Regions from separate parts of the Homo sapiens genome. Here region 2 is linked to region 1. Evidence: chromatin contacts called from ENCODE Hi-C or POLR2A ChIA-PET data. All regions are on one chromosome and are shown on one strand. The core of a region is the stretch at or near the end of the contact, and the rest is flanking DNA. Distances in the headings are between cores, read along the strand shown.

Region 1 (5,677 bases), core at 2,181-4,680:
CCGTGAATTTTTTATTTTTTGTAGCAATAGGATCTCACTATGTTCCCCAGGCTGGTCTTGAACTCCTGGGCTCGGCCTCCCGAAGTGCTGGGATTACAGGCGCGAGCTACCTCGCCCAGCCCTGGATCCTCAACTTAACCGGTGTGTCCCCACGCTTGTGTGAGCCTCATCTTCCTCACCTGCAAAATGGGGCAGTCATTTAAAGCTCCAGCGTGGCCCTCTTGTCTGCGGACGTCGGCCTCCCCCACATCTCCATCTGTCACACGAAAGCCTCCCAAACTGAGCTCTGCTCTTCCCCCACAAGCCTCCTCCACTCGCATATAATCCATCTCAGTCAGACGCAGCGCCTTCATTTCAGCTTCTCCGGCCAAACACCTTAGAAATATTTTAGACAGAGTCTCGCTCTGTCCCCCAGGCTGGAGTGCAGTGGTGCGATCTCGGCTCACTGCAACTTCCAACCTCCTGAGTTCAAGTGATTCTCCTGCCTCAGCCTCCTGAGTAGCTGGGATTACAGGTGCCCACCACCACACCCGGCTAATTTTTGTATTTTTAGTAGAGACGGTGTTTCGTCATGTTGGCCAGGCTGGTCTCAAACTCCTGACCTCAGGTGATCTGTTCACCTTGGCCTCCCAAAGTGCTGGGATTACAGGCATGAGCCACCGTGCCCGGCCAACTTCAAAATGTATTACGCAACTACCCACTTCTCATGGCCACCACCCTAGTCTGGGCAACCATCACCTCTCACCTGGACTATTGCAATAGGCTCCTAAGTGGTCCCTCTGCCCCAACCTCGCCCCTGTATCTCATCTGACACAGTAGGCAGGGAGATCCAGCACCCCTCTGTGGCTCCCATCTCTCTCAGTAAGGTCCCTCCAAGTCTGTTCTGTGGCCCAGAGGCCCAGTTGGATCTGAGCTGCCACCCCCTCCTTCCCTCCCCAGCCGCAGTGGCCTCCCTGATACACCCTATTCACGCCAGGGATGCTCCACCTCTAGCCTTTTGCACGTGCTGTTCCCTCTGCCTGGAGCGCTTCCCAGGGTGTCTGGGGGACTCCTGCCCTCACCCCACCATTCGCAGCTGTCCCTGCCTCTTCCTCAGGTGCCCCAAGTCCCCTGAGGCCTTGTCTGAGCAACCTGGTGGTTTTGTTTTTTGTTTTCTGTGACAGAATCTCACCTATCACCCAGGCTGGAGTGCAGTGGCACGATCTCAGCTCACTGTAACCTCCACCTCCCGGGTTCAAGCGATTCTCTCGCCTCATCCTCCTGAGTAGTTGGGATTACAGGTGCCCGCCACCATGCCCGGCTAATTTTTGTATTTTTAGTAGAAATGGGGTTTCACCATGTTGGCCAGGCTGGTCTTGAACTCCCAACCTCTTGATCCACCGCCTTGGCCTCCCAAAGTGCTGGGATTACAGGTGTGAGCCACTGCGCCCAGTCTTTTTTTAAAAAATAGAGATGGGGTTTCACTATGTTGACCAGGCTTGTTTCAAACTCCTGGCCTCAAGCAATCCTCCCACCTGGGCCTCCCAAAGTGCTGGGATAACCGTTGTGAGCCACCACGCCCGGCCGCCCTGCTTCACTTTACCCCACAGCATTCCCCCTCTTCTAATACACTACGTGATTTCCTTATTTTTCTTATTGACTTTCCATCTCTCCGCACTGAGTGTATGTTGACTCCGTGAGGACGGTGGTTTTGCCTGCTGTGTTCTCCGCAGTACCCTCAGGGCCCAGAACACTGGCATCCAGCAGGTGACCTGTCACAATGGCTGGATGAAGGAAGAATCTTTCTGAGTCAGCAGGGGGACTGAGAGATGCTGCTCAGGAAGCCCTAGGCCCAGGGCCTGGCTCCTAGCAGGCGCTCCATAAACAGAGGGGCGCTTACCCAAAGCGAGGAGACTCAGAGCCTCCAGGGTGAGAGCAGAGACTAGGCCCTGGCTCTATCTGGAGGCTTCCTGGTCAATCACGGGGTGACCACACGGTGAGGAGAGCTCTGGGAAGGAGGATCCAGCCCCAGGCCAGCCAGAGGCCCAGGGCAGGGTGACCAGGGCAGGTTTGCCTGGGACAGAGGGGTTTTCCAGGATGTGTGGGACTTTCAGTGCTAAAACCAGGACAGTCCCAAACAAACCAACCAACCAGGACAGGTCAGTCATCCAGGTCATTCAGGTCAGGCAAATCCAAGCCTGTGCCTCCCTCAACAAAAACCTCTGAATGCAGGAAGGGGAGGGGCACACAGGCAGGCACAAGGCACGTGTCTTCTCAAACACCATGCGTCCCGCTCAGTCCCTGCAGCCAGGAGGCCGGCCTGGGCCCAGACTGAGCCTGTGCGTGGTGTGTGTACCTGTGTGTCATGGGCATGTGTACGTGTGTGCACAGGGTCTGTGTCCATCTATGTTGAATGTGTGTCTGTGGGTGCACGGGGTCTGCGTGGATCTATGTGTGATTGTGTGTCTGTGTGTGCATGGCAAATGTGTGTGTCTCTGTGTGAATGTGTGTGTGTGCACGGGGTCTGTGTGCATCTATGTTGAATGTGTGTCTGTGTGCACGTGTGTCTGTGCATCTCTGTGTGAATATGTGTGTGTGCATGTGTGTCTGTGTGCATCTCTGTGAATGTGTGTGTGCACGGGGTCTGTGTGTGTCTCTGTGTGAATATGTGTGTGCACGGGGTCTGTGTGGATCTATGTGTGATTGTGTGTCTGTGTGTGCATGGCGAATGTGTGCGTCTCTGTGTGAATTGTGTGTGCACGGGGTCTGTGTGCATCTATGTTGAATGTGTGTCTGTGTGCACGTGTGTCTGTGTCTCTGTGTGTGCACGTGTGTCTGTGTATGCACGTGTGTCTGTGTGCATCTCTGTGTGAATGTGTGTGTGCACGGGGTCTGTGTGCGTCTCTGTGTGAATGTGTGTGCATGGGGCCTGTGTGCATCTCTGTGTGAATGTGTCTGTGTGTGCACATGTGTCTGTGTGCGTCTCTGTGAATGTGTCTGTGTGTGCACGGGGTCTGTGCGTGTCTCTGTGTCAATGTGTGTGTGCGCACGGGGTCTGTGTGTGTCTATGTTGAATGTGTGTCTGTGTATGCACGGGGTCTGTGTGCGTCTCTGTGTGACTGTGTGTCTGTGTGTGCACGTGTGTCTGCGCACGCACGCTTGTGTGCTCATGTACCTGGGCGGGCCTGTGTTTACATGTGTGTGCACAGCTGAGTGCACGTGCAAAGCCGATGCATGTGTGCAAATACACAGGTATGCACACAGAAACACATGCCTGTCTCGGGACTGTGGATAGGGTGGCGGCCCGGCCCCCTTCACCCTGCAGCGTGCCTCGCTCACCCTCCTGAAAAGGGAGCGGGGCCCTGTTCTGGGCAGAGCCACCCATCCCAGGTCTTATCTCGGCACTGGCTCTGGTTTGCCTTCAACTCCCGCCCTCCTCCCGACACGCTGAATTATGTACCCACTCCAGGTCCCTCCAGCACGCCAGGATCGCTCTCAGCTGAGAAGTGGGCGGCCCCTTATTGGAATAGCCTTTCAGCTTTCATCTGCCTCGCTGGGCCCCTGGAGCAGGCCTGGCTGGGAATGCCGTGCTAATTAGGCCGCCACATTCTCAGGGGGCCTTGTCGGAGCCACCCCCAGCTCCCCTACCCTCTGCCCATCGGGTCTCCGGTCTCCTTGCTGTGAAGGTCTCGCATGGGGTGGGGGCTGGACGCTGGCACTCTGACAGCTCTGGACCCACGTACTGCCCAGGCTTGAGACCGGCCCCCGTGGCAGCACATTGCAGTGGGATGACCTTGGGACAGGCGCTCAGTCCTGAGGTCTGGGAACTGCGGGTCAGAGCGGCTGGCTCCTCAGGTGCACTCAGTGGGACAGGGCTGGTTGTACGGGTGGCCCTCCCTAAGCCGTGATGATTACGTTACTGCTAGTGTTACCAGAGGGAGCTGCCCCCACTCCTGCTTAGGGCTCTCCCAACCCCCAGTGGACCCTGGACCCTGGATTTCACTCCACCCACCCTGATGCACCCAACCCGCCGCAGAAAGACCTGACATATCAGATGCCGAGAAGGGGCTTTAGCCCAGGGCTGAGGGTCCCTGCCAGGCTACGGCTGCAGGTGGAAACAGCGCACTGACCTCTCTACTGGGCCCTCTCTCCCCATCGAGCCAGCCCCACCTGGTCCTGGCAGTGCTCTGCAGGAAGCCCAGGGCCCGTGGCCTCTATTTCCACCTCCTGTAGCCCCTGCTTTCCAGGGCTCATAAAATGTGTCCCGTTATGCAAATTTGCTCCCAGGTTTGGGGGCCCCAGAACCTGAGTTGTGGCAGCGCAGACTCCAGGGCTGAAGGCCGAGGGCTTCTGAGAGCTTGCCCTTCCCAGGAGGTTTCAGTGAAGGCTCTGGGCCCTGCGTCTGAGCTTGGCACCTTGTGGAGCCAACTGCCCCTCCCCCAAAGCTACAGCTAATTGTGGACCACCCACTGCCGGACAGGCAGACAGGCAGACAGGCAGACACAGGCAGACAGGCGGACACAGGCGGACGGGCAGACACAGGTGGACGGGCGGACGGGCGGATGGGCCCACCAAGTCCTCAGTGATACCATAGGTGTGTTTAGTGGGGCAGGGGTTACCTCCGTGGCGACGAGACCGTCCTCGGTGGCAAATGTCTGTTTGTGATGCCTGCCTGGGGGTCCAGGAGGGGTGTGAGGGGGAGGGCGTGGGGTGGGGACCTACTGTTTTCTTTTCTTTTTCTTTTTTTTTTTTGAGACAATCTCAGTCGCCCAGGCTGGAGTGCAGTGGTGAAATCTTGGCTCACTGCAACCTCCGCCTCCTGGGCTCAAGTCATTCTCCTGCCTCAGCCTCCTGAGTAGCTGGGATTACAGGCACCTGCCACCACGCCTGGCTAATTTTTGTTTTTTTTTGAGACGGAGTCTCGCTCTGTCGCCCAGGCTGGAGTGCAGTGGCATGATCTCGGCTCACTGCAAGCTCCGCCTCCCGGGTTCAAGGCATTCTTCTGCCTCAGCCTCCAGAGTAGCTGGGACTACAGGCGCCTGCCACGACACCTGGCTAATTTTTTTTTTTGTATTTTTAGTAGAGACGGGGTTTTCTTGTGTTAGCCAGGGTGTTCTCAATCTCCGAACCTCATGATCTGCCCGCCTCGGCCTCCCTAAGTGCTGGGATTACAGGCGTGAGCCACCGTGCCTGGCCTAATTTTTGTATTTTTAGTAGAGACGGGGTTTCACCATGTTGGCCAGGCTGGTCTCCAACTCCTGACCTCAGGTAATCCGCCCGCCTCAGCCTCCCAAAGTGCTGGGATTACAGGCGTGAGCCACAACGCCTGGCCAAGACCCACTGTTCTTGAAGGCCCTGGTGCTCACGGGCAGGCCAAGGTGTCAACAATGCAAAACAGGAGCTGGGAGCCTGCCTTTGAGAAGCAGGTGCAGAACGCCCTGCCAGGGTCCTTGTTCCCCAGCCCCGAAGACCCGCCCCTTCCCTGCGATCAGTGAAAGGCATTCAGAACCGGCATCTAGAGCTCTGAGCGCAGCCCAGATCCTGTCCATCACCCGGTTCTGAATCTATCCCCACTCCTTCATTCACGAGAGTGACTGAGCTCCGGGTTTGCTTCCACAGCAGCAAGAGGCTCGGCTCCTTCCCTCCTGGGGCCTACATTCTCCTGGGGGTGCAGTCAAAATAAAGGAACCAGATAAGC
Region 2 (5,677 bases), core at 1,199-3,698, 78 kb after region 1:
GCCTCTTGTGCAGGGTAAGGAGCCTCCCCCCGGGGAGCGGCCCCCACAGTGCACTGTGCTCATCCACAGCTGGGCCTCTGGCTAGCCAGGGTGGGAGAGAAAGGCTCTTGGAGGCTGCTGGAGCCTCCTTGGGCACCTAAACCATATAAATAAAGTGTGTGGGCTGCTTGGTGGCTCATTTTTAACTATAAACTGCCAAAAGACAAAAGACCAAAAGGGAAATGAGATGTCAGTTCCTCTCCATTATCCCTATCACAGACCTGCAGCCCAGACATGGCGGCCTCTCAGAGCTGTCTGGGAAGCCTTCTCGACCGGGGCAAGTTTGCACGCTCCAGGCCCAAGTTTCTCAGACCCGGGCTTCTGCTCAGCTCTGTAAAAAGCACCTTCTCTGTGCAAAGACACTTTGGCCAGCACTGCTCGGTTGCTGAAAGGACTTTTTGTCCCTTTCTGCAGGGAAAAGGAGAACCTGGGGTGTGTCTGCGAAGCGGTTTCTCCAACTAGCCCCAGAAACTCTTCCATACCACAGCGAAGGCAGCCGGCGTTTCCCCCTGAACTGCACCGACCCACGTGGAGGGCACAAGTCACACACAAGTTTGTTACTATTCCAGGACGACGGGGCAACTCAGCTTCCTCGGTCGGCCCAAGCTAGGACCACCACACGGCCTTCACTGCCCCACCAAAGGCGTGGTTCCTCCACCCACCTGCCTGACCTGCTTATATCTGGGTCTTCGCCATCACCTCCACATCTGCTTCTCTCCGCCCATCTTAGGGCTTCGCTTCCCCCCACCTCCCCAACCTCCCCCCCCTCCACCCCCTCCCCGTGCGCGTTTTCTCCTTCCCCATCCTGCTGTGAGGTCAGAATCCTGTGCTTACGACACCTCGGTCTGTTGCCATGGAAACAGGGGCGGATTAAGGCTGGAGCGTGGAGCGCAGGGATCAGGCCCCTCGGCTACCTGAGCTCCCGCCTCAGCCGCTCCCGCAGGGCCGGGGCAGCCAGCCGCAGGCGCCGCGGCTTCTCAGCCTCCTGGCCGGGCCAGGCGCGGGGGGGATCCCGGCGGGGCGCCACAGCCTGCTCGGGCCTGGGAGGGGAGAGGCAGACGCAGAGGCTGGAACAGCTGGTGGCGGGGCCCGTGGGCTCCCGGCGTGATCACCTGCCCTCCCAGGGCCCGGGGGACGGCGCCCCGCGTGGCAACCACGTGGGGGCGCGGCGGGACTTCCCCGGTGCCCGCACCAACTTTGCCGCGCTCCGTACCGGGCCGGGCTGCTGGGGCGTCTAGCTACGGTGGTCGCGAAGCCAGCTGTCCTCAAGTTGAGCTGTGCACCGGTCGCGCACACTGGCGGCACGGCTTTCGCGTCCCTCCGCTCCCAGCATAATGAAAGTTTGAGGAACTGGACATCAGGCGCTGGCCGCTCCCCACCCTCAGCCGCTGGGTGCCCAGAGCCCATCCCTAGCGATCAGAGCAGAACTGCAGAGAAGACGTCCGCGTCCGGGCCCCGTCTGGGGAGCTAGGGCGCGCGGGGAGCGCCCGGGCCGCGCGGTCACTGACCGCTGGCTGCACGGGGGCGCCGTGCGGACTCGGCCTCCACAAAGCGGCAGAAGCAAGGGCGTGTGCCCGCGCAGGGAATGGAGGCTGCAAGTGCAAAACTTTATCCCAGCAAAGCAAAGGTCCCAGGAGGCCGGCTCCCCTTCCACCACCGGCCGCTCACTCTGGTCTCCGACTGACCCCTCCGGGCCGGATCTCTAGGCCTGGCCACTCGATCCATGGAGAAAACCCCGTGTCTCACAACTGGCCGCTGACGGGAGCTGAGCCCCAGCAGCAGCCCCTCGGCGGGTGCGCCCGGCAAAACCCACCAGCCCGCCGGGGGCTACTTCCCAGACCGGGAGCCCCGGCGCCGGGCGGCGCCCGGGCTCGCGGCTCTTTCCGGAGCGCATTCAACTTCAACTTGCCCCTGCGGCTCCAACTCACCTTTGCGAAGCATGTTGGCCACGGGGCCGCCGCTCCGAGGTCGGCCTAGGCGCACTCCCTCCCGGGGTCCAGATTCAAATCCCTGGGCGCCAGCTGCAGCTAATCCGAGCGCGTCGAGGCGGGGGCAAGCCGGGGATCCGCTCGTGCCCGGTGGCCCGGCCCCGCAGGGGCATGGTGAGCTCCAGCCCCGCGCCGAGGGCACCGGCGCCCGCAAGCAACCGTGGTGCTGCCCGGCAGCCCCGCGCGCTTGCTCAGCCCCGGGGCGAGCGGCTTGCTCCGCGGAGCCGGCGGCCTGCTTCTGCCACCCGGAGCACTTCGCAGGCGGTTTTGAGGGGGGACGCCGCCCCCTGGCCGGCCGGCCGCAGCCCCCTCCTCTCCGCCCCCTCGGACCACCGCCGCCGCGGCTGCAGCAAAAGGGCGCTCGCACGCACCGCCGAGCTCCGGGGAAAGCGCCCGGCGCGCGTTTGCAGGACCGAGCGATCGGCGGAGCGGGGCGCCTCCCTTCCTCCCCCCGGCTTCCCCCTCCTCTCCTCCTCCCTCCCTCCCTTGCTCTCTAGCTCCCTCCCTCTCGCTCCGCTCCCCGCCCCCGCTCACGGAGCGCCTCCCATACAAAATTTATGAAAGTGCTCTCAGCTCGCAGTGCCGAGCGCCGTCCTATTCCCAAGGCAGCAGCGCTCAGCCGCGCGGCGCCGCCTCCCAAGGTGTTTTCACTGCGCCCGCCCCCGGGGAAGATGCTCGGCCCGCGTCCGTCCAGGCACCTGCCCCCAGTCCCCAAGCCGGTCCTCGGACCACTCCACGCCCCTCCCCGGCCCCGCAGGCCTCCTGGAGCCCGAACCCGCAGCCCAGCCCCCGCCCGCTCGCCCTTCGCGGCTGGAGGTCATCGGGAGACGCGGCTGGGACGCGAGGACCGCCGCCCAGAGTACGGATCGCGAGTCCGCTCCCTGCCCCGTCTCCTCCCTGGCCAGCGCCCCTTCTCCCAGTCTCGACGGCTCTTCCCCGCACTGAACAGCTCCAGCGAACCCGGCTGCCCCGCACCCCGAGTCCCAGGACACTGTTCTTTCGTGGGGAGAGGAGGGGAGCAAGCATTCGGAAAGGGCCAGCTGCAAATTCCAGGGAGAAGGAAGGACCCGTGCGGGTTCGGGTGGGCCGTCTCCGCCTGGGTGGGGTGGCGGCGGGGGGTCTCTGATCTCCCTTGGTCCACACAGACCCCGCCGGGGGGTTCGCGGAAAATGGAGGAGGCGCCGCTTGGAAAGCGGGTCCCGCAGGGGCCTGTTGAGCTGAGGGAAGAGAAGGTTCGGGCCAGGCGAGATCCTGGGTGGAGGCGGCACCCCCTGCTGGCCTGGGATCAGAGGGATTCGGAGAGAAGAAAAAGCGGATGGACCAAGGCTGTCATTCAACACACATTCACCGAAGGCTCAGCATGTGTGGGGCACTACTGTTCCTGAAAATTCAGCAGACGAAAAAGACTTGTCTTTGCCCTGTCCTCAAGGAGTTTCCATTTTAATAGGGGCCAAATGAGGAAAGTCCAGAGAAGATGGGAAGATTGTGCTTCGAAGAAAAACAAGCAGAGTATTGTTCTGGAGCTGACACGGGGGTAGAGGTGGCAGTCAAGGAAAGCTGCTCTGAGCAGGTGACATCCAAGCAGAAATCCAACTGAATCCCTCCTTGTAGGAAAAGGTGACATGATAGGAAGGTCAAAAAGAAGGTCAGGGCCGGGCGCGGTGGCTCACGCCTGTAATCCTAGCACTTTGGGAGGCGGAGGCAGGCAGATCACGAGGTCAGGAGTTCGAGACCACCCTGGCCCGCATGGTGAAACCCGGTCTCTAATAAAAATACAAAAATTAGCCGGGCATGGTGGCAGGCGCCTGTAATCCCAGGTACTCGGGAGGCTGAGGCAGGAGACTCGCTTGAACCCGGGAGGCGGAGGTTGCAGTGAGCCGAGATCGCGCCACTGCACTCCAGCCTGGGTGACAGAGTGAGACTCTGTCTCAAAAAAAAAAAAAAAAAAAGGGCCAGGCTGGGCGCGGTGGCTCACACCTGTAATCCCAGCACTTTGGGAGGCTGAGCAGATCACTTGAGGTCAGGAGTTCGAGACCAGCCTGGCCAAGGTGAAACCCCGTCTCTATTAAAAATACAAAAATTAGCCGAGCGTGGTGGTGTGCGCCTGTAATCCCAGCTACTTGGGAGGCTACGGGAGAATCTCTTGAACACAGGAGATGGAGATTGCAATGAGCCGAGATCACACCACTGCACTCCTGCCTGGGTGACAGAGCGAGACTGTCTCAAAAAAACAAAACAAACAAAAAAAAAGAAGGCCAGTCTGACGTATTCACTCACACCTGCATTTGGTGGCACTGAAGCTTCAGATTTGAGCTAAGGCTCTGGGCTTGGACTTCCAGAAGCTTCAGGTGTCGTGGGAAAAGAAAGACCCGCAAACCATCTTAGAGTGTGACTGACAGAAGTCACAAAGACTGCGAAAGGGCTCTGCTAGCTCTGCCAGGGGCTACCAGATAATCAGGAAACAGTCACAGAAGAGGTGCCCTTGGAGTTAGGTCTTGAAGGCTGAGTTCACCACACTAAGAAGGGGGAAGGGCATTCCACGTAGATGCTTGAAGGTGAGAAGTAACCTTGTTCTGAAGATAGATAAGATTGGTCCTTCCTGAGGACCATGGGCTCACACCTATAATCTCACCACTTTGGAAGGCTGGGGTGGGAGGATTGCTTGAGGCCAGGAGTTTGAGACCAGCCTGGGCAACAGTGTGAGACTCCATCTCTATTTCAAAAAAATGTTTAAAGATAAAAAAAGATGGATGGCTGCTACTCTGGGCACACTGCCCATGGCCACAGGAGCAGTTAAACACGAACAAAAAAAGATTGGTCCCTCTTGGCGTAGAACAGAAGGTGAGGTATTCCTTCTCTTAGCCACCAGCTACAAGGCAGTGCTCACCCCACTGCCTGCCTTAGCCCTGACACTGGGAGCCTGAGAGGTCCTCTGTAAGTACACCGAGGCCCAGAGAGGATGAACAACTTGCTCAACGTCACATCACAGATCAGCGATAAAGTGTGGGCCTGACTCAGGGCCTGAATGTGGGATAATCCTCCTTCCACCTCTCCAAGCCGCCTCCCCATGACCCCCTAGCCCACAAACTCTAGCGTCTTAGGAAAAGTTGGCTGGGGCTGGGCGTGAGTGTGAGAAGCAGAGTTATTTCAGGCCTCAGGAGGGTTGGGTGCTGCCTTGGAGTCCAGCCAGGGAGTGGGGGCGAGTGAAGGCGGGTGTTGTGGTGTACTGTGGGGGTGCACTGTGCCCGCCTTCTTGTCAGGCAGTAATTACTCAGACTGCTGAGTAACTCAGGCAGGGAGACCCCCACAGACAGATGGAGGTGCCCTCAGCCCAAGCTGAATGGCAGCCCCCAATGTCCTGCACCACGGAGTCTTGGGGAAGCATTCTCACATCTGTTCTTCATGTCCAGTTCTCCTAGGCATCATCCGGCTTCCTAATGGGGGCCAGAGCAGCTCATTAGGCACAGCGGGTGCGGGGCAATGTTACTAGAGGGATGGGACTTTTGCCATCAAACAGGCCCCACCTCTGATGAGGGAAAGGTCCCAAGGGATATGGCGCCTGCTAGGGAGAAGCCATTGCTCAGTTGGAGCCAGTCCTTTCCCCTTGAAACTCCATGCTGCAGTCACAGCTAAGGCTGTCCACAGGCTGG

What was found. Hi-C counts contacts between places; a loop is a spot of excess contacts on that map. ChIA-PET counts read pairs that join two places held with the same protein, here RNA polymerase II (POLR2A). Pooled maps may share reads with other maps.
Region 2: a loop to region 1 is called in a pooled map, with 7 times the contacts of the local background. The contact joins the promoter of RTN4RL1 here to the enhancer-like site in region 1. A Hi-C loop is called at or near these places in 1 of 168 maps with a recorded cell type or tissue (ovary) and 3 of 50 pooled maps. POLR2A ChIA-PET finds 5 or more read pairs at or near these places in 3 of 52 experiments (H1, WTC11 and activated naive CD4-positive, alpha-beta T cell).

The regions. Positions count from the first base shown.
Region 1 is chr17:1,944,086-1,949,762 of GRCh38, forward strand. The region is part of intron 1 of RTN4RL1 (reticulon 4 receptor like 1); the gene reads right to left. Among named protein-coding and RNA genes, the nearest start is that of RTN4RL1-AS1, 71 kb to the right of the region's middle. RefSeq lists enhancers at 2,037-2,595, 3,766-4,269, 4,270-4,771. Within about 2 kb of position 3,431, at least 3 of the 41 ENCODE cell types and tissues checked have a DNase peak (open chromatin) inside an H3K27ac peak, as active enhancers do.
Region 2 is chr17:2,022,886-2,028,562 of GRCh38, forward strand. It overlaps RTN4RL1 (reticulon 4 receptor like 1), which reads right to left and starts at 2,449. Exons shown (of 2, transcript NM_178568.4): 1 at 1,968-2,449. The coding sequence starts at 1,980. LOC105371486 (a long non-coding RNA gene) reads right to left here and starts at 797. Exons shown (of 4, transcript XR_001752746.2): 1 at 711-797. RefSeq lists a silencer at 1-77 and enhancers at 1,296-1,841, 3,010-3,510.